Linked DNA regions of Homo sapiens: region 2 is linked to region 1. Evidence: read pairs that join two places in POLR2A ChIA-PET (ENCODE). Cell type or tissue: IMR-90. All regions are shown on one strand. Links, peaks and the distances in the headings refer to the core of each region. The heading gives the core; the rest is flanking DNA.

Region 1 (10,481 bases), core at 1,763-9,762:
CCCCGACCCAGGCAGCGCGTCCCTGCCCAGCCTCTCACCCCCAGCCCAGCCAGGAAATTGTCCCTGAATTAATCAAAGCACTTGCACTAGTCCCAACTCACCAGAGTCCTCCTCCAGCGGCCACTTTGTGTTGGGTAGATTAATTGCAGCTGGGGGAGGGGAGGGAATCCATTTTTAGAAAATCATTACTTTCAGAAAGAGAGCGGGGTTCTTCTGGCTGAGGGAAAACTGCTGAGCTAGCAGCTCGGGCCTCCTGCTTGAGAGCCGCCAGGAAACCAGGGACTGTGCGGGCTGCTCCTGGCTCCAAGGGTGGCAGCCTGGGCCCACGCACCCCTCCTCCTGAGGCCAGGACACCCCAACCCTGCAGCCCTGGCTGCTGGTGGTCTTTGCTTCCTGCCCTGGCCTGGACTCAGCAGTTGGATGACATTTTGAGCAGGAAGGAATCGCCTCAATATTGGCCACCCCCCTACTATCCATGGACTGGCTTTCCAACTGTCTTCTCTCACTTGCTGCAAAATCCACCACCCAGAGGGCACCACCAGCCTCTGACTGCAGCTGCGGGATGAAAAGAAGGGTGGGGACCCCTGATTACGGCTGGCTGCCTTGGATTAAGTATCTCATAAAGTATCTGAAATTGCCATTATTGTGGGTCAACATGATCAGATATTAGCAATCCCACGTGGTTCAACCTAATTAGCATATGGTCAGCTCTTCACATGAATTTTCTCCCCAGTCCCGATTTTAGCCTCATGAAAGTATAATACACACTTTGTGCTTTGGAAATTGAGGTTCAGAGAGGTTGTGACTTGCCCAAGTGAGTGCTCAAACCCAGATCTGTCTGACCCCCAAACCGGTGACTGTGAGCCACATCCTATTTCACATCAGGCCCCCACCTTGCCTGCCCCCAGCACACCCTCAGGGACAATCAGGAGTTGCTCATTGAGGGCACACCGGCTGAGCTGACAAACAGGTCCTTTGCAGGCTGCTGAGTGTTGGGAGCTTAATAGACCCAGCGAGAAGTCATCGCTTGCTATAGGTTTGGGTGCAAATCCAGCTTCCATCACAGGCTGTGCATAGGTGGTCCCGGGCAAATCACTCACCCATTGGAGGGTCAGGCCCTTCCTGAATCAGGGAAGGCCTGCCCACGTCCTCTGCGGCGTGGGGGCACAGGCAGCATGACCCTTGGTATGCACTGACAAGTACAAATGGCAGGTGTTGTTTCTGTTGCTCAGCAGTCAGATCAGCTTGGTCCTTCCAAACCAGAACTTGTTTTAGAAAAAACATATACCCAACTCCTTGAGCCAGGCCTGCCCAGAGAGATTAGATAACACAGAAGTGATGAAATCTGATGCTATCGCTTAACAGCTGGGAGACTGTGGGCAATTCTTTGAACCTATTTATCTGTAGAATGGGAGTGATGATCATGGTATCCACTCGCAGAGTGGCTGTGAGGATCATATGGGACAATCCCAGTGTAAAGTGCTTAGAACACTGCCTAGCACAGAGTCAGGACATACTCAGTGTTGCCTCTTGATGATGAAGATGATGACAATTATTCCCAGCCCAAGCTAAGCCCACAAATATGCCTCGTTCATGAGACAAGTCCTGTCTGAGTACCACACCAGGAATTGTCAGGGCAGTGAATCCTAACTGAGACTCCAGTTGAGACCCCAGGGTGCCAAGAGCTTATAGTTCAGCAGAAGAGAGAATCTTACACTATTGAACATTCTTCAGGACAAATTTTTTTTTTTTTTTGAGACAAAGTTTCACTCTTGTCGCCCAGGCTGGAGTGCAATTGCGTAATCTTGGCTCACCACAACCTCCGCCTCCCGGGTTCAAGTGATTCTCCTGCCTCAGCCTCCCAAGTAGCTGGGATTACAGACGCCGACCACCATGCCAGGCTAATTTTGTATTTTTAGTAGACACGGGGGTTTCACCGTGTTGGCCAGGATGGTCTCGAACTCCTGACCTCAGGTGATCCGCCCGCCTCAGCCACCCAAAGTGCTGGGATTACAGACGTGAGCCACCGCGCCCGCCCAGACAGAAATTTTTTAAAGGGAGGAGGCTTCTTGGAGGAAGTGTTGCCTGCATCACATCCCAAAGGATAAGGAGGAGATAGCTAATTGAAGTGGCTGCAAAGCACTTGCTGCAGAAGCGCATGAGCACGGCGGGCCTGCAGCACAGTGCATCCCCCTGCATGCCTGGAACAAAAGGTTTCTGTGCGTGGAGGGCTGGGGACTCAGGGGAGAGGTTGGCAGAGGTGGATGCTGAAGGGCTACTTTCACCAGAGGTAAGGGAGACCCAGGGAAAACTTACAGGCCCTGAAATAAGTCATGCTAGTGGGGGTAGAGAAAACAGAACTCTGAGAGAGATATTTGCATTTTATAATTATTGATCGGGTGAAACAGGATGGAGGGAATTTGTTTTTTTTCATTATGGGGGACAGGGGCAAGGATGGGGAATCCAGGTTTCTGGTTGGGACAGCTGAGGCATCTACAGGTCTGAGGGAGACAGAACCACCAGAGTGATGCTGTCATCCAGGGAGAGGGTGTAGCCTGAGCAGAGCCTGAGATCGAATTATATAAGATACCCTGAAATTTAAGGGGCAAACTGAAAGGAAGGAGTACCAAGAGGCAGGAAAACTTCCTTCCAATGGGGTACCTTCTCCCCCTACTCTGCTAATCTCAATGCCATCTGAGCTGAAAGTCCCACCTCCTCTGCAAGCACCTGTGGCCCCAAGACCAGGCCTCCTCCTGGGTCCTCGCCTTTTCTTCTGCCTGCTCTGTTGCTGATCATCTCAGGTGTGGCGTCTTGTCCCCCAGCATCACTCACAGGCACCGTCCAGGTCCACGTTACCTCCGTGCCCGCTGCGGCACATTGAAGGTGCTCAGGAGATGACTGTGGGTGACGGGCTTGCCGGCAAAAAGAGGGAAGTGTCAGAAACCAGCAAATGCCAGACTCCTCCTAAGCACTCCTCTTTCCCCACCACCCGGAATCAGCCATGCTGCCAGAACCCACACACCTCCACCCCTGTTCCAGCCTCTCCTTCCTCCAGAAGCCACAGCTTCTGCCTCCCAAATCCAGAGGCCTTGCGCAAGTGGTCAGGAGGAAACGTGGCGGACCACCCTCCCACCTTCTCTCCATTTCAGGGAGTTGTGGGACTGGAGCCACACAGGATCCTACCAAATAAACATCTCAACAGGGCGTGGACCAAGCAGGAAGAACCACTCAGCCCGGAGTCAGATCCTGATCTCCCTAACCACTTACTATCTCACTGTGTGACCTTGAGCCAGTCATTTCACCTCTCAAAGCCTCCATTTTTGCAGCGTGTCCTAATGAAGATGAAATGAGAATTCCCTCAAACGCCTGAACATTATGCCTGGCACCTAGTGAAGCATTCAGTAAATGGTAGCTACAATTATTAAAGAGCTTCCGGGCATGCCGACGCAATTTAGAGCAAACTAAAATAACTTTGACAGCCCCCAGTGAAACACCTTCCCTCCCTGCCCCTCCTCCGCCGCTACCACCCTAGAGTTAATTAGAACCCTCCTTGGGTGTTTTCTAGAGATGAGATTTTGCACTTATTCTGGGTTACAGAACTACGATGTAAGCAAGTTTCAGTTCAATGATAAAAAGCAAAAAGCGACCAGGCGTGGTGGCTCACACCTGTAATCCCAACACTTTGGGAAAGGCCGAGGCGGGTGGATCACCTAAGGTCAGGAGTTCAAGACCAGCCTGGCCAACGTGATGAAACCCCATCTCTGTTAAAAATACAAAAAATTAGCCGGGTGTGGTAGTGTGTTCCTGTAATCCCAGTTACTCAGGAGGCTGAGGCAGCAAAATTGCCTGAACCCGGGAGGCAGAGGCTGCAGTGAGCCGAGATCACTGCACTCTAGCCTGGGCGACAAAGCGAGATTCCATCTCAAAAAAAACAAAAAAAAGCAAAAGCTACTTTTAGAGGTAGTAAGCTCCCTATCACATGTAAACAAGTTGGCCAGGATGACCACTTGGCATTAATGCCCTGGAGCATAAATCAGCAATCAACATGTATTAATATTTCTTGCTAACCAATTGTACTGTCATTCCCTTTAATGAAGTGGTGGCGCCAGTAGGCTGTAGCGCTTTTGGTCATTTTTTGGCAAAATAGAAAGTTGGCTGTCCTACATTGGCCTTCCAAAAAGCTTTCATGAAATTGTACAGGCTTATGATATTCAAATCTTAACCCCCACTTCAAAAGGACCCCCTTCCTGGATATAAGGTTCAAAACCCCTTACATAGACACCTGCACAGCCGTTTGTTTGGTACCCAATTTAGACCATCTCTTGTGCAAGATTTCCCAAATCTAAAACATGGCTCAGATCACGGTTCAGCAGCGAACCAAGGCAGGCTGATGCAAAGACAGCACTGAAGAGGCATTTTGACTGCAAGTGCCACCAGAGCTAGGCTGGGGAAGGGGACTAGTGAACTGTCACTTAAGTCCCAGCAGACAAGGGACGATATTGCAGAGTGGAACTTGTACTCTGTGACTTCTGTGGCCCAGGACAGTATTTGGGAGGGCGCCAGGAGGTGGCCTAGTCCCTCTGAACACCACTGACATTCAACCCCCACCTTCATCACCCTTCCAGGGTCTCAGCCCCCAGGAAACTTCTCCTGGAATCCAGTCTAGCAGGGGTACAGTAGGCTTAGGATTTAATACCAAGTGAGGAGTTGGCAAGAACCAGATGGACCCAGGTTCTTGGGGCTAAACTTCTCCATCCATCCATCCTCTAATCCTGTCTCCTTCCCATTACCCTAGATGTAATTCCCTGTCCTCAATTCTACAAGCTTTGAATTATCACCCACAGAGCTCCTGTAGGTTGTCTCCCATTACAAATTCAAGACACAAGAAGGAGGGATGTCTGGGTGGCTGCAGGTCTTTCCAGCACTCTTGAAGACCAGGGCTGTTCTAGATGTCTCTTTTGTGGCCCACGTCTCCCATCCTCCAAGCACTGGGCTGGGAAGACGCCAACTCAACTGAATTTGGATGAATACTCACTCCTCCCCACTCCCTCCAAGCAGCAGAAGAAAAAGGAGTTGGAGGACAACATGAAATCAAGTGTACATTTTAAAAATCGTTTAATGGAACATAAACTCCTTTAGAAAAACATTCAGCTAGGTGATAACACCCATAGAAAAAAACACCAATCTTGTGTTTATCTTTTTTAATTTGGCATTTGTTATTTGCATTTATATTAAAGCAAAGTGCATCTTTTCTTTATTTTTCTTGTTTATACACATTGCACAATACATAAATAATGATGCTTATAAAACGTCTTTATATTTACAAGTAATAATATATTTATATATAACATAAAATACATTTTTTTCTTTAATAAATCTCAGGTTTTTTTTCAGGAGTCCTTTCTCTCTCAAAGCACTACAATGCTAAATTTCCAATGAGAATGCTTCTCTTGTTCATTTAAACCTTTGTAGTTAGAAAAATAGCTTATGTTAAAGTCTAAACATGCTCATTGAGCTAAGAACAGTGTCGAAGTATCATACGAGTGTATGAGTTGTAGAAGAAATGAAAGAAGAGTTAGGTGTCAGCCTAGGATGGTACCTTGGGTTATGACGGACCAAATCCTTCTTGGAGGGAAGGGGACTGCTAAGCATGTCCCTCCCAGGGACATCCCCGCTTGCTGGCCTAATAGCAGAGCTTAACACACAGGATGGGAGCAGGCAGTGCTGAGCTGGTTTTCTAAGTCCGGGAAAAACCTGATGTCACCAGGGCAGGCAGGGGAGAGGCTGAGGGGAGAGGGCACTGGGTGAGCAATACTGTGAGGGGGCTGCCCCGGCAGCCCTTGGGAAGCCCATCTCAGGGAGATCCAGGAGCAGATGGCCAAAAAAGAAAGACGCTACAATGGCAGGGGCTGGCAGGAAGGGAATAAGACAAGGATGAAAATAATTGGTTCTGGTTCGGCCACTAGCAGGCTCGCTGCTCAGAAGCCTGTGGACAGGCCCGTGTCCTTGATGAGGGAGAGGAGGGGCAGGGGCTTTCCCAGGCTGGGGACAGAGCCGTGCTCCTGGCAGCTGCTGGGACCCCAGCCGCCAGCTTGCCCAGGTACTGCCTCTGCCCCACTGAGCGTGTCCAAGGGGCAGGAGAGACACCGCTTGGGACTGCAAACCTCTCTGCTGGGGACATCCATAAGAGACACAAAACAAAGAGCACGTTGTCTCCCCATCTGCCGCTCCTGCACACGCGTGCACACACAGCCGCACACTCACACTCACACACACTCCTGACAAGTGAAATGATGACCGCCCCCCTTCATACACTGTGTTTGGTGGTGCTTGGATTTCTGCTTCCCCTCTTCCTATCAGGGTGTCCTGCCGATCATACCTGCCCCTTCTTCCAAAAAAACCCCCAACAATTCTTTTCATAAGCTATTTCTCAAAGAGCGAAACAAAACAGAACACAAACGAGGACGAGAAGAAGAAAACCAACCAACAAACAAAAAAAAAACGACCAAAGAGTTTGCATGAAAAGCAAGCACTCAGGAGGAAAATATTAGCAGCAAAGTAGTTTGAAGTGTGGCCTGCTCAGCTCACGCTCTGTCCCCTCCGCACGCGGCTACCGGCTGTTGAAGATGACCTCTAGCCAGCACGGGCAGCTGCTGATGAACTGGCGGGTGTAGCACTGGCCCCAGCCCTTCACAAAGCTGATCTGCACGGTAAAGCCCGTCCACGGCTGCTGCATAAACTCGTGGTCATTGGGCCGCTGCAGGCTGTACGCCTTCTCGTAGTCGAAAGCCTTGATGGAGAAACCGGGGAACACCTTGTGTACCAACAGCGTCCTGGAGTCCGGGTTGTCCAGTGTGGCGGACTTGATGAAGATGGGGTAACTGCTGCGGTTGTACACCCACACACCATCCACCTCCCGCGTCAGCTGGATGCCGCAGCCGATTTTGCTCCGCACCTTCTGCACCAGCTGACTCTTGTTGTCCGAATTGAGCTGTCCGAGGCAAAAGCCATTCCCCTGAGGTAGATCATAGAAGATATCCAGAGAGGGCTCCTGGACACAGTAGAGCCTCCCCACTCTCGTCTTCTCCTCCCAGTATGCCACCACGCACCAGTGTGACCGATCCCCAGGCTCCAGAAGAAGTTGGGAATCTAGAAAACACATTGGCAGAGAGGGTTAGTGGGGACAGGCATTGGTGACTCCTAGAATGAAGACACCCGCCCCCCCACTGCACCCAGTCACCAGCTCATCTCTCAGGACGAGACAGAAAGAAGGAGGCGGTGAGGCTAGTCCTGGACTTGCCCAGGCTCTTACAGCCCTTTGACCAGGACCCTGCCTTTCTTTAAGCATAGGAAGCGCTGGGTGCTGCTTCTCTCCAGGCCCCTGCCCATCAGGAGTCCAGTACACCAGCATCTGTGCCCACCTGGCCAACAAAGCCTCTTCTCTGCAGAGCACAGATGCAAAGGGACCCTTAATAGCTTGGGTAGTCTGCTTTTAGGGCCTCAAAAAGCCTCAGCAACGTCCTGGAGTTACAGATCTTTCAACTGGATGGAACCTTGAAGGCCAGCTCCTCCAGCCCCTTGTCATCCTGATGAGAAAACCAGGACCCAGAAAGCCTGCTGCTGGAGTACCAGGGGATGACACAGCCAGAGCTAGAACCCAGGTGTCTAGACTCTGGGACCACCTATGCGATGGTCTCTGGGTGCCTGTCACCCAGCTCTCAAATCAGTGCCGTGGTCATGAGGAACCTATCTGGTAAAAATAAAAATGAGGGTGGCTTGGGACAAAAACATCTATATTCCTAATAGGAAAACAGTCTCAGTGTGTCAGCAGCAGCCCTGTACACAAAGGGTGAATTCATGTCAAAATGCCAAATCACAACATGCAGACCGGTATTAACCCGGGCTACCTTAACAAAGCTTCCTCCAGCCCAGACAGAAGATTATGTGTCTCAAATAGATGCGTCCCCCTTCTCCCCTTCTCTGCCGGCACCCCCATCCCCAGGGGTGCCCCCTCTCTCCCCTCCTTCCACAGAAGCATCTGGAGCCTGCAGGGCGCCCTGCTCCGCCCTCATCCCTCCCCTGCAGGCCCCGCCCCGCTTCCCTACACAGTCTTCCCACAGGCAGCCTGGGGGCCGGGGTGATTCTGGTAAGGTAATTTTCCTCAACAGGCACTTGGAGGACTTTAAAAGGGGGGTCACACGGAGGGAAAGGGAGCCCCGGCGGCGGGCATTCTGACTCCTCCTTAAGTAGGAGCCAGCGGGCAGGCCTCAGACTTGGGACCATAAATCTCCCCAGCCCAGCCAGACTGCAGGAACGCTGTGGTTTGTGGCAGCAGGGTGGAGACCGGAAGTCTTGTATTTGTTAACAAAAATGGGGACAGCAGAGGGGGAAAAGCAGAGGGGAAGGGCCCCACGTCGGTCAGGGCCTTGCCCTCGCTCCCTGCAGCCCCAGCTCCTCCTCTTGGGGACCTGGGGGGCACAAAGCAGGGGTTGAGTGTGAGATGTGTTTTGGTGTGGCCTTTGTGTTTCTGGAGTAACTGGGTTCAGAGTCAATGATGATGGGTTGCACCCTGCAGGGGGTCCATGGCGGAAGATGGGGCCGCATCCTGCTGCCCCAGCAGGCTGGGTAACTGGGGCAGCCCAGGACACTAACTGGCTCCAACTTTTACAGGCGTGTTAGGACCTGGGAACCCACTGGCTCCACTCAGTTGTTGTTGTTGTTGTTGTTGTTTTAAGTAGCAGCCAGTGTTGGATGGAGGTGCCCGTCAGTAAGGCCATACAAATGTGCACACTGCGGCCTGCTGGGGCAGCCACAGACACACACACCCAGAGCAGCGGTTCCCTACAGACACCCCAAGCTGGCCTTCCCAAATGCCTGCCCCAAAAGCTCCACAAAAAGGGGACACTGAGGTCTCATTCCTTTCCCTCAACCCCCAACCCCCACTAAAAATCAACACCAGAAAACTGGCCGGTCACCACCCCCCATGTAGCTTGGAAGTCCAGTGCTTGTGCATGTGCGTGTGCAAGACTGTGTCCATGATGTCAGTGTGTACGAGTGTGTGTTATGTGTGTTTCTGTGTGCACATACGTACTGGAACATATGGAAAACAAGACAGGGACAGGGAGAAGGTGACTCATCAGGCATTCACTTGTTTCTGCAAAGTATCCATCAACTGCTAATAAACTTGTGAGCGCTGGCAATCTTTGAACTTTCTTGCTGAGGGAACTCAGCTCTGAAGGCTACACCAAAGACCTGAACGCCCAGGGAAGGAAGGACACATTGGCATCAAGTGTGAAGCGGGGGAGAAAGCCCTCTTCCGGGAGGCACAGCACATCCACCCTTTTGGTGTGGAGGAGGGTGTTCTGAAACACAAGAAGCTTTTGCTTATTTTCCCAATTCGGGACAACAAACCTGGCCTGGAAAGGAAGACTCGAGGAGCTGCTGGGAAGGAGGCGGGAGGGAGGGTGGGTGGGAGACCCTCAGCAGAGCCTCACAATGCTTTGTTTCATGCAGCCAGGACCCACTGAAACCTGGCACCGGCCAACAGGAGGAGGAGGAGGAGGAGCAAGGGAGTGAGTGGAGTATGGACCTGAGATCGAGGTGCCCCCATGCCAGGCCTGTCAGCCACCTAGGCAAGGGGTGGAAGCCTTGTCTGCCAAGGGTGGGGGCCTCTGGGGGCAGAGGAAGCTGGGTGGGGACTGGAGCCTGAGATCTGTAGCAGGACGGGGAAGTGTCAGGTGGGTTTCTGTTTCATCTGTGCAGCCCGCCAGCAATGTGCTGCCAGACACCCCCTGGAAAAAGCATTTTTCTGCTGAGGTTAATGGCCCAGCCCAGAAAAACTGCAATGCATGGATGTCGTGAATGCTGCTGTGTGTGAACAAGGGCCCTGAAGTCCATTTGGTGCCCTAACCCACCGCAGGGAGACTCCTGCCTGCTCCTCCCTCGCTGTCCCCTCCAGCTCCCCCACCAGCAGCCTCTGTCCTCCCGTTAGGACAGCTCCAGTCTCCTCCTGCCGGGACTATCTCTAAGCACACACAAAAAACAAGCTTTCCAGCAAAACCATTCGGCAACAGCAAAGGCCCCTCGAACACACACCCTTGTGTGGACATCACACCTTCTGGGGACCCCGCACGACATCCCCCATTGCCACTACAGAGATTCCCCTTTGCCCTGAATTCCCCGCCATTTGGGCTCATTTCTGGGAAATGCTCAGCTTCATCTTCACAGAAACACAGTTCCCTGAATCGGGCCCACAGCCCACACGAGTCTCCCCACAAAGGTCTGTGTGGACGCTTTGCTCCCAGGGACTTCCCGGGCCACGTGTCGAGGGGCTGGGAAGTTCAGTCAGTACAAGGACTAAGGAAGAGCCTTGGCCTCTCGCTGATAGTTAACCTCTGAAGGCAAAACTCACAGTCCTTTGTTAATTTCCCTCAGCTTTATAACCTTTTCCGGTATTTTCCACAAACTTCTCCCCCTCCCCA
Region 2 (10,481 bases), core at 721-8,720, 150 kb after region 1:
AGTAGGGAAGGAGTGGGGTGATGTGTGAAAATCTTGGGGAGAATCTCTGGCCTTCGCTGGCCCTCGTGGGAAACAAGCACAGGCTGAGGCTGGGAGCGTGCATGCCATGTTCAGAGAACTGGGAGGGATCAACGTTATCCTGAAACAATTGTCCATGCCACATGCAGGGGCAGAGCAGAAGAATCTGCCTCTCAAATGGCCAGTTAAAGATCAACTTGCAGTTAAATAACACACAACAAAATAAAGTATGCCAGTTAAAAATATTAAATTTAGTCACAAATGTGCATGAAAGTAGAACTCAAAAAGACAGTTCTAAAAATATTTATGGTACTAGAATACTGAGCCCCCGAGATCTAGCCTGAGGACATGGTCCCTCCAAGGCATAAACAGATCTGAGATGTTACTGCTGACAGAACACCCACCCCTCCAAAACTGGCCCTTTTGCAAAGGCGTTTCATTAGTCACAAAGAGGATAGGTCAATGAAAGAGAATTTGAGTTAACATAAATACATCATAAACATCAAGCCAAAACTCATGGCATCATCCTTCTACACAAAGAATAGCACAGGGGCAATGACTAGTAATAGTTGGACTTTCAAGCTTTTTTGAGGCTGCTTTGAGAGGGGACTGTGGACTGATATTAACAGTTACAGTGTCCCTTGAATGCAGAGAAAAGCCATGTGTAGTACAAAGGGACATGACCAGGTGCAGTCAGGAAGTCCAGGATAGGAGCCTGGATCTGCCCCCACCAGCCTGGTGACCTTGGATGAGGCAATTCTCATTTCCCCAAAATAAGGGGGTTGAAAAGAGGGTTTCTCAAGTATCTCTTCTTTCTCCATTCTAACAACTAATGCTGAGAGAAAGGATATTTTTTGGTCCACTTCCTTAGGAACAGAAGATTCATGACTGGTTCCTTCATACCTTTCTTTAAACAAAAGCATTTCCCACAAATCCTAAGGCTTACAATGGAGAAGGGGCACAGTTTGATGCTGCTCCTTAGAAATGAAAGGAGCTCCAGAGAATATTGTTTTTAAGTCATTGTAACAGCTTTTGTTAGGCTGGACTGCTGGAGGTGAGGAGTATATGACAAGCCAGAACAACTCCAAAAATGAACTGGGTACCCTGACACTTGGCTGCTTTTTTAAAAACTTAAAAAGCCACATACAGCTCTCATATGCTGAGGATGAGGAGAAATTCCTTTTTTTCCCTTTTTCTATGCCCTCTCTCAGCAGAATAAAAGAGTGGAAATCTAAAAGAAGGAAACAGCTTCTCCTATTTCCTCTCCAGAAGTGATTACATTCCAAGCCATCTTTTTTATTCTACTGGAAAGTGTCACTTATGGGATTCGGAATCAGGGTCAATTCTAAATAGTTCACATGAACACATCTGCATGGAATTGATGTTTTTTCATAAATACAAACACTGGAACCAGGAGAAAGTTTACAATGTCAAGTTTTCAGTTTTTGCTTATTGTGAGAATAGAATGTATATTGAGGAGACACAGGCAAAACAAAAGAAGTATAATAAATTGATTATGGAAGAAGGGATCTTTGGAGTTAGCCTAGTTTACCCTCATTTGACAACACATTAGTAAAATAATTACCTACATAGATGGGATGATGCGTGAGTTAAATTAGACAACTTAGTCTTGACAGAGATACTAACGTGTTCATGGAAAATAGTGAATAAACTAAATTGTTATACACCAAATCATACATTAAAGTCAGCATTTACAAGAATCTTGCTATGATCCCTCCCAAAGTAAAATAAAAAGAAAACTAACCTGCTAAAGAAAATCATTCAGCAATTTATCTATTCTGAAAGTTCAGACTGGCACCTTGAGCCTTCTTTGGGCTTAGGTCACCCACTCGCTATTCTCAAAGACAGGGCTTTGTGTTTCTCAAGGGTAGAGATGATACCAGCTCTATGTCCTGTATCATCCCAACTTTTCTTCAGGGTCATGACTGCCACAGACTCACAACTCTTTTTGGTATATTTTCATGAGTAGCATGTAAAAGTTCTTATAAGATACTGAAAAGTAAGGCTTGTGTGTTGTTTAGTTTATAAAACAACACATATACTTATAAAAGTAAGACTCATGTGTGTTGTTTTGCTCCCTTGCTAATCAGAACAAGTGGCCCTTGATTTTCATAACTGTTAGTGTACTAACCTGTAGCAGTTCTTTTAAGTTGTGGCTTCTAGTCTATTATGGACTTGGGAACCAGATGGCTAAGCTTATTAAAACTGTGTATTGGGCCAGGCATGGTGGCTCACGCCTGTAATCCCAGCACTTTGGGAGGCCAAGGCAGGTGGATCATGAGGTCAGGAGTTTGAGACCGGCCTGACCAACATGGTGAAACCCCATCTCTACTAAAAATACAAAAATTAGCTGGGTGTGGTGGCGCATGCCCGTAATCCCAGCTACTCGGGAGGCTGAGGCAGGAGAATTGCCTGAACCCGGGGGGTGCAGGTTGTGGTGAGCCAAGATCGCGCCACAGCACTCCCGCCTGGGCAACAGAGCGAGACTCTGTCTCAAAAACAGACAAATAAACAAACAAAACTTGTATCAAGCAAAGAGTATGGCTGTGAGCAAGAGGCTCCCTGATTAATAAAGTACAAGACAAGAGCTCCGAGCCATCCATTTTGATTGTTCAGAATCTACAACTCTAGTTTTTGGCTTTGTTCTGGAAAAGTGAGGTTGATAGATATGTGAGAAACTAACATTGGCTAACAGTTACTGAGAGCTTGCTTTGTGCTAGGGAGTTTACGTGCATTGTTTCTTTTGATTTCTCCAACTATTCCAGGATGTAGGTAAGGTGATGAGTTAGACCTGTCCTTGAGGTGAGAAACTGATGCACAGTGAAGGTGAAATAACTTGCCCCAGACTGCAGGACTGGGGACTCACTCTCAGCCCTCCAGCATCCCACCTGCCTCTCCACTTATGTGCTTCAGAATCTGCATTCTGTCCACGGCCATTCTTCATTTCACACTCAAGGAAACCACTGCAGCTCAAAGTCCTCTGAGTGTGAACAGTCTTCTTTTGCCTCCCAAGCCCCCTTTGCCCATTTGTGTTCTCTAATTTTCTTAAGTTCCTCACATTTGAAAAGGAAGGGAGTAGAGAAGCCGTTTCTTTGAATGCTACTTTAGAAACTGTGCCCCCCTAAACAGTAAGGTTCTTTAAGGGACAACCACTAGCAGAGTGCTGTGCAGGCAGGAGTTGCTCAATCAATACTAGTTGAACAAATAAATGAAAGACAAGAAAATCTCTATTGCAAATAGTAGCTTTGTAGGAAAAGGAATGTTAGCCGCTGGATGTTGGAGATATTTATTCAAAGACTCAGAGGCCTAAAGACTGTGAGAACACCATAAATAAATATAATGATCAAGAGTCCACATGGTTCCTTATACCCCATTGTGCCCTGATTTGAAAAACTCTCAATATTGGGTTTGGTGTTTTCTCTTCAATAGGGACTGTTAGCAATGAGAGGCTGTATGGTGGAATGTGCAGACCATTTATAAAGGACAAAAATAATCACTGATTTTTCATTTTCAGTTCCTGTAGGTTAGGGCTGGGATACAGATCACCAAAGATGAAGGCAAATCTTTTATAGTGCCTACCTGCTTTTATTTTTCATGCCTGTATCAACAGGAAAAATGTTGAATGCATGAATTTGATAAGACTGATATTTATTTAATGGCAGAGGCTGCTAGAAACAAGAACTAGGCACATGATTTGAATGCTTTCATTAGTGAAATCCCTCTGATGCATGTTTAAATGAAAGACTATGCCTTCATTTCCAAAAATACTGTCTTTTGCAGTACACATGTTAAACTGAATGGAGAAAAATAAGATAACCCCTGACAAAAAGTAACCACTTAACTTCAGTCTGTGTAACATTCTGTGATACAATTGAAACCACGGACACAATGCTCTAAAGGCAATTCAAGTTCACAAAAGCTTATCTCCCCGTGATGAACAGAGAAGACGATTCATTCATTTTCCCTTTATGGAACCAGTGTGTCTCTTTGGGGTTCAGATTATGAGCAAAACCACCAGCCAGCATAGGCTAAGAGGTGGCTTTGTGACCACAAGTACATTTTTAGCAAATCGGAGCTACAACAGTCAAGGGTAACAGGCTCACTGATAGTAAATCACTACTTACTTGGGGGCCTAAAATAATCAGGGTTAGAAGTCAAATGTGAAGCCGCTCCAAAGGGGGAAAAAAGAGTAAAAGGAATTCATTTCTTAATATCATCAAGTGTATATATTAACTACCATATATTTAATGGCAGGGAGAGAAAGGACAATAATGGTAAGACTACAAAGGATCCCATGTATAGCGTCTTGTCATAGGGACTATTGAAAATTAAATAAGGTTGTTTCTACTGCTACTGCTATCAATTAGCTAGCAACCACTTCCACAGCCATAATAACTGCCACATGCACGCTGCGCCTTACCCCTGGGCCTGCTAATTCCAAACACAGGAGGTTGCACACTGCACTCAACAGACTGGCCTACAACAGAATGCCCTGCTAGTCAGATTTTGTTTTACAAAATGAAATGATTCAGTACGTCAGAATATTTTAGATAATTTAGCCTAGTTCCATTCCTTAAACATATGAACTAGATTACATACTTTGTAATAATTTAACCTTCACTTATCCAAACATTCTCTGTGCCATACAACTACATGTTTCTCTTTATTTTTGTTCCTTCTAGTTTCACGAAGTTTAAACAATGATCTCTGGTCTAAGTTACAAAGCTATGCTGCCAATAAGGTGATTCGTGTCATGTTTAAAGGATTTCATTTTTGAAGTGGAAAAAATCACTCCTGTGAAACTGACACTGTAGTTTGAAAGACGAAAATGCCAACATAAAAAAAAAATCCCATTCAAAAGGGATGGGATTTGATATCTATGAAAGTAGCCCCCAGACTCACTCCCTGGCCACCTCCCACTCCAACCTTTCCCCTGTGGAGTTCTCAAACCCTTGTATTGACTGTGGTTCCCACAAAGACAAGAAGTAGTGAACAGCAAAATAGAGTAAATGCTTTTCCTGAACTTTGGAAGAAACCAGATTTCGTCAGTGAGGTTTGGCAACGTGAGAAACCCTGTAACCAATTTCATTTCCTGATAAATGAATGGTCCACAGGGGAAAGTCCACCAGTGAGTTTCGGAACGTTTGAGAGCTGAGACTTTATGAAAGGCTCCTTGAAGGAGTCAGCCTGTCTTTGCTTATCATTGCTGAGACAGACAGCGCCGTGCAAATAGGAGAGCTGCCAGACTCCATTTAGAGCCCTTGCTGAAGCACAACTGATAGGGCTTCACAAACATGTGATATCCCTTTAAGAAAGGACATTGCTATCGTGTGCCCCTTCCATTAGACTAGGCTCTTAAACCTGCAGGGCTGGAAACATATGCCTATTAAAATTATTTCAGAAGAGCAGGTTTAATAGTCTTCTCATTTAAATGTAACTCCCCTCGTCCAACCAAAAACAAAATATCCTTGGCATTCAGTTTTGATTTAGAGTTGGGAAAATGTAATGTATAAAAATGAACACATACGTGGATAAATAAGAGTAAAACATAGTGACTCAATCTCAGGGAAGTTATGACAAATAGAAAGTGCCTCAAAGTATTGAAACAAGTTCATCTGAAATGTGAATAGCCTCATTCGTCACAAGATCATTTACATTTTAAACTTGAAATGAGTATCTTTATGTTTAAGTAAACTAAAAGGCAATTCTCATAACTCTATATGTGCTATATTTATGCCTAAAAATTTAAAAATATCTTAACACTTTTCAAGTTAATTCAGAATTGGCCAAAGTACAAATATGTTTACTGAATTAAGGTAAACTTTTGTCAAAGGTTAACTTGACAGATTAAAAAATATGTAATTTTGGTTTGCTTAGAAAACACAAACAATACCACCTCCCCCCACCCCCATAAAATAGTCAAATGAACACTTGAAGGCAAGAGAAGTTTGGAAAAGTCTTAAATAATGGCTTCAGGCCCTCAATTAGAAAAAATTAGAAAACCCAAAAAAACAAAATCTGAAACGAGTGAGCTTTCAAGAGGCTGGCAGCCTTGGCCTGGCAGTAAGGAAGCCTGGAGTTGATTAAATTCACCCTGCAAACCCACGTCACAGCAGCAACAAGGACATGCTGGAGGTCTACAGAGAGGCTGAGGCTAATTTCACCCACCGATAATAACCACGTCTAAAACAAGGAATGGGGGAATGCCAATGAGCCCTAAGCTTCCTCTTTAACCATTTAATCCATTTTTTCTTCTTCCATGGTTTTGGAACCACAAGACACATTCTTTTTTTGACTTCAATTTTGGATTCTTGGTGACACTGAGTTGGGTTGTGTCCAGGCCCAGGATAAGTAGAGAAGTCTGTGCATTCACTATAGGGAGGCAGTGTTACACTCGCTTTATTAAGGTAAAATAATTTGGTATCAAAACGTTAAGATGGAAGGGAAAGGGAGTCTCCCAGCTTATTTTAAAACTATCCGAGTTGTGATTCTGATCAGTCATATGAATTGAAAAAGATGACCACTTTAACAGCTAGGTTCTTTTGGCCTCCACAGCTTATAAATAAAAAGCAAAACTAAATTTACACAGTTGGCTCTCTGTATCCATAGGTTTCGCATCCCTGGATTCAACCAACCATGGATTTAAAATATTCTGAGGAAAAAACAAGGATAGTTGCATCTGCACTGAACATTACAGACTGTTTTTTCTTGCCATTATCCCTAAATGATACAGTATAACAACTACTTATATGGCATTTACATTATATTAGGTATTGTAAGTAATCTAGAGATGATTTAAAGTATACAGGAGGATGTACACAGGTTATATACAAATACACTATTTTATATTATGGACTTGAGCATCTGTGGATTTTGGTATCTATGGCGGGTGTTTTGGGGGTGGGGTCCTGGAACCAATCTCCCATGGATACAGAGAGATAACTGTATTGTGCTTAGGAACCATTTCAAACTTTAATTGTCTACATATAATTGTGCATGGTACTTTTAAATTCAGAAAATAAGCCAAACTGGAAAAATCAAAACGTTTGATTCAAAACTAGGGCTCATTACCTGTGGTATGAGAATTAGTCTGCTTCATAACATGAAAGCTGAGTTATTTAGAGGATACTCATCTGTGCTTTGTAGAACAGAGCTACAAATGACTACCGAGTTTAACGGCCAAAAGCAAAGCTGAGACCTCTACTTAATCTGAAGAACCGTTACTTGTAAATATTCCGCAAAGCACATGAGTTTCTTATACAGTAAGTTCCAAGAGAACTAAAATGTTTTTCTGTTTTCTTTTGAATGTGGTTGCTTTCAGATCGTCTCAAATTCAGAAGCCAGATGTGGGTAGGAGTTGCACAGAAGACAGAGAAGGCTTAAAAGTTCACTAATGTTGAGACTACTATGGAAAAGGCTGGATGCAATGGACTCACAGAGTCCTGAGGAAGGGGCTGCTGATAAGCAATGGGGGAGACAGACAGGCTGGGTGTCTCCTCTGATGCTCATCAACCCCAGAATCAGGAGGCCAGGAAACCTAGCTTTCACCTGTGTCTCCTTGCTGAACAGAGACGAACAGCATAGATTTTACAGCTAGACAATCAGTAAGGACCCATAACCCTAAGGACCTCAAGTACTTATGATGATGAGAAGCCAGGGACATTCCCTCTTTCAGTTGCTTTCTCTTCCTTCTTGGTTTCTGTCCATCAACATGAGTCTCAATACCATCCCATTTGAGGGCCGAGTGTGCAGCCCCTGAGGAGGAGGTTGTGCTGGCTTGGTTGGGGACAGACAAAGCCTGAATGCTGAAGGTTTGTTTCCTGAATACTGCTGTGGGATACTCCCCTACTCCCATCCCATTACTCCTTATCCCTCTCTTCAGATTTTCATCCAAGGATCAGGGTCACTCAGGAATCTTTAATTAAAGTGAGCCAATATGTCCATTATGGAGCCAAGGAAATGTAGGGAAAGAAGGATTCAGTGAAGGATAAACAGGGAATCGATGGCAGAGTCAAGAGGAAAATACACATTTCTGGATCCTTGCTTGGGAAAATGGCCACTGGTACGAGGAAAACTATAGACACATAGTCCCATCTTCATTTTGATGGTGGGGGTAGTAGATAATGCCATGTCAGAATTTTTCCAACACGGAAAATTCAAAACATTTACTACTGTGAGTCTTGGAAACAAGGAATGGCAGTTTAACTTTTGAGGTGGGGAAAAAGAAGGGATCAAAAGACTGTTTACTCTGTTTTGTAGTGAAACGAGTTTTATGAAGTGCTCTTTGCAGTTGAAGACACACTTACTATTTTCTGCTGGGAAATATTCTGGCTAGTTTACAGTAAAGATCTGATGTAACATGAGAAGAGTTTAAACCCCATACACTTAAAAGCTTGATAACACATTTTTTCTTTCATTGGGGCTGTGGCAATGTTTATCCTCCATTTTGATAGGGCAATGTCAGAAATGTGTTAGCAGGGGCACCCTGTTACTGTACAGGCAGTATAACAACATTAAAGTAAATTTCAAAAAAGCAAAGCAAAACGGATCAACCAACCAACTCACCCTTAATTTTATTGCTCAAAGTAAATATTTTCATTTGGGGAATAATCTTTCTCTGTATGTATCTGTGTGTCTCTGTATGTGTATGTGTGTGTAGAGATATATGAATATAAAAATAGTAGCAATCACAGGAAAAATATTATGATGTTTTAAACTTTGAGTCTGAAAGACACATTAAGAAAAATGCCATGCCTTTCTACTTTGAGATGACACTTATTCTCCATGCTGCAGATATTATGCCAAAAGTAAACTACTGAAATATGTTTTAGTGAAACATGCTATCGTAATAGTTCAAGTAATTCACAACACCAATGTAATAACAAGCACCATTTTGTTTAGGTTTTCAGAGTAGGTACCATATAAAATCATTTTTCTGGAGCCATTTTATGTTTTATATAAAGAGTTATCATGTAAAATGTAATAACAGTATAAAGTGCTGCATGTTCACATCCTGATGACACCTGGGAAGAGGTGAATTGTACATTCTGCTTTAAAACAACCCTTGAAGGTACTGCAAAAATATGGTATCTGTTATTACCAGAATTCTCCGTGGGAACACCATAGAGAGGCTGTGGATGCCACAGAACAGACTGCTGCTGTCAGCCCTGATCACTTTTTAACAGATAATATATTTAGATGAAAAATCTTCTCATTGCACATAAAGAAGCCTGGTTTTTCAGGGTGATTCTTTCATAGCTTTTCTTCTGTTACAAGACTAGTTCTGGGCTGTGCGAGAAGGAATGTGGAGAAAGAATGCTCTTAAGTCTTCCTCAGAAGCTTAACTCGTATATAGTTCCTTTTTCCAAAAAACCTGGACTCTTTAAACGCTCTAACCATAAATTAGCTCTTGTCTCAGGTGGTGAAACATATGGTGCCCTGCACAACACGGGAGCTTCACAGGAGGACTTTTTTCCCTTTTGGCAATGTTTTTCTGGTCTCCAATTACAATTTAAAATTGAACTCTGGCATTTGTTAGATGAAAATGACCAAACTGACTGTTCCCCTATTTTTTGCTTCTTGAGATGATCACAAGATAAAATTTACTAATTTTAAGTGTTCAATTTCATAAATTTCGTCGTTTGTATACAATTGTGTGACCACACCACAATTAAGATGCAGAGTAGAAAGCCCCTTCCTGTGCCTTTGCACATGATTTTCTGTGCTGTCCCCCTGGGCCCAAGGAAGCCACAGATCTGCTTTCTCTCTCAGTTTTGCCTTTTCTAGCTTTTATTGATTTCATCAATTTAACTTTGACAATTCTAATTTTTTAAACTTATTGAGATCTGTTCTATGGCTCAAAATAGGATTTATCTTGGTAAGGGTGTTATATACATTCGAAAATAATGTGAATTTCTGCCACTGTCCAGTGAAATGTTCTGGGAATATCAATCAAGGTGAGGTAGTTGATAGTCTTTTTCAGATTTTCTATGTCTTCAGTGAATTTTTCTGGTCTAGACGTTCTACCAGTTGCTGAGGGAGGGTTAAGTCTCCAACACAGTGGAGTTGTCTGTCAGCTTTTTGTTTCATGATATTGAAGCTTTGCTATTGGCACATGCACATTTGTGCCTGTTATGTCTTCCTCTTGAATTGTCCCTGTGATCATTATGAAGTATCCTCATTCACCTTTGGTTTTGTTTTGAAATCTGTATTATGTGACATTAGTAAAGCCATGTTATGCTTACTGTTTGCATGGTACCTCTTTTTCTGATTTGCTTTCAACCTGTATTTTTATAGTTAAAGCATATCCTTTGCAGACAGTATATAGTTGGGTCTTATTTTATCCATTCTGACAATTCTTGCTTTTTAATGAGTGTTTGGTCCATTAACATTCCATGTAATTATTGATATGGTTAGGTTTGCATCTGCCAATATCATATTTT

The links. ChIA-PET counts read pairs that join two places held together with the same protein. Peaks named below come from ENCODE experiments on the same cell type or tissue, not always from the same donor. Only the 100,000 strongest peaks of a DNase experiment are listed, where the experiment ranks them.
Region 2: POLR2A ChIA-PET joins it to region 1 with 10 read pairs; 2 of 35 experiments call an interaction of 5 or more read pairs at or near these places.

What each region holds. Positions count from the first base shown.
Region 1 is chr18:48,914,762-48,925,242 of GRCh38, forward strand. It overlaps SMAD7 (SMAD family member 7), which reads right to left. Exons shown (of 4, transcript NM_005904.4): 4 at 5,092-7,149. The coding sequence ends at 6,611. Among named protein-coding and RNA genes, the nearest start is that of SMAD7, 31 kb to the right of the region's middle. RefSeq lists an enhancer at 8,278-9,209. In IMR-90, for the core only: no CTCF peak of the experiment used is centred there; DNase peaks (open chromatin) are centred at 8,290 and 9,130; H3K27ac peaks cover 2,637 bases.
Region 2 is chr18:49,067,507-49,077,987 of GRCh38, forward strand. The region is part of intron 17 of DYM (dymeclin); the gene reads right to left. Among named protein-coding and RNA genes, the nearest start is that of MIR4744, 23 kb to the left of the region's middle. In IMR-90, for the core only: no CTCF peak of the experiment used is centred there; a DNase peak (open chromatin) is centred at 5,155; H3K4me3 peaks cover 333 bases; H3K27ac peaks cover 1,515 bases.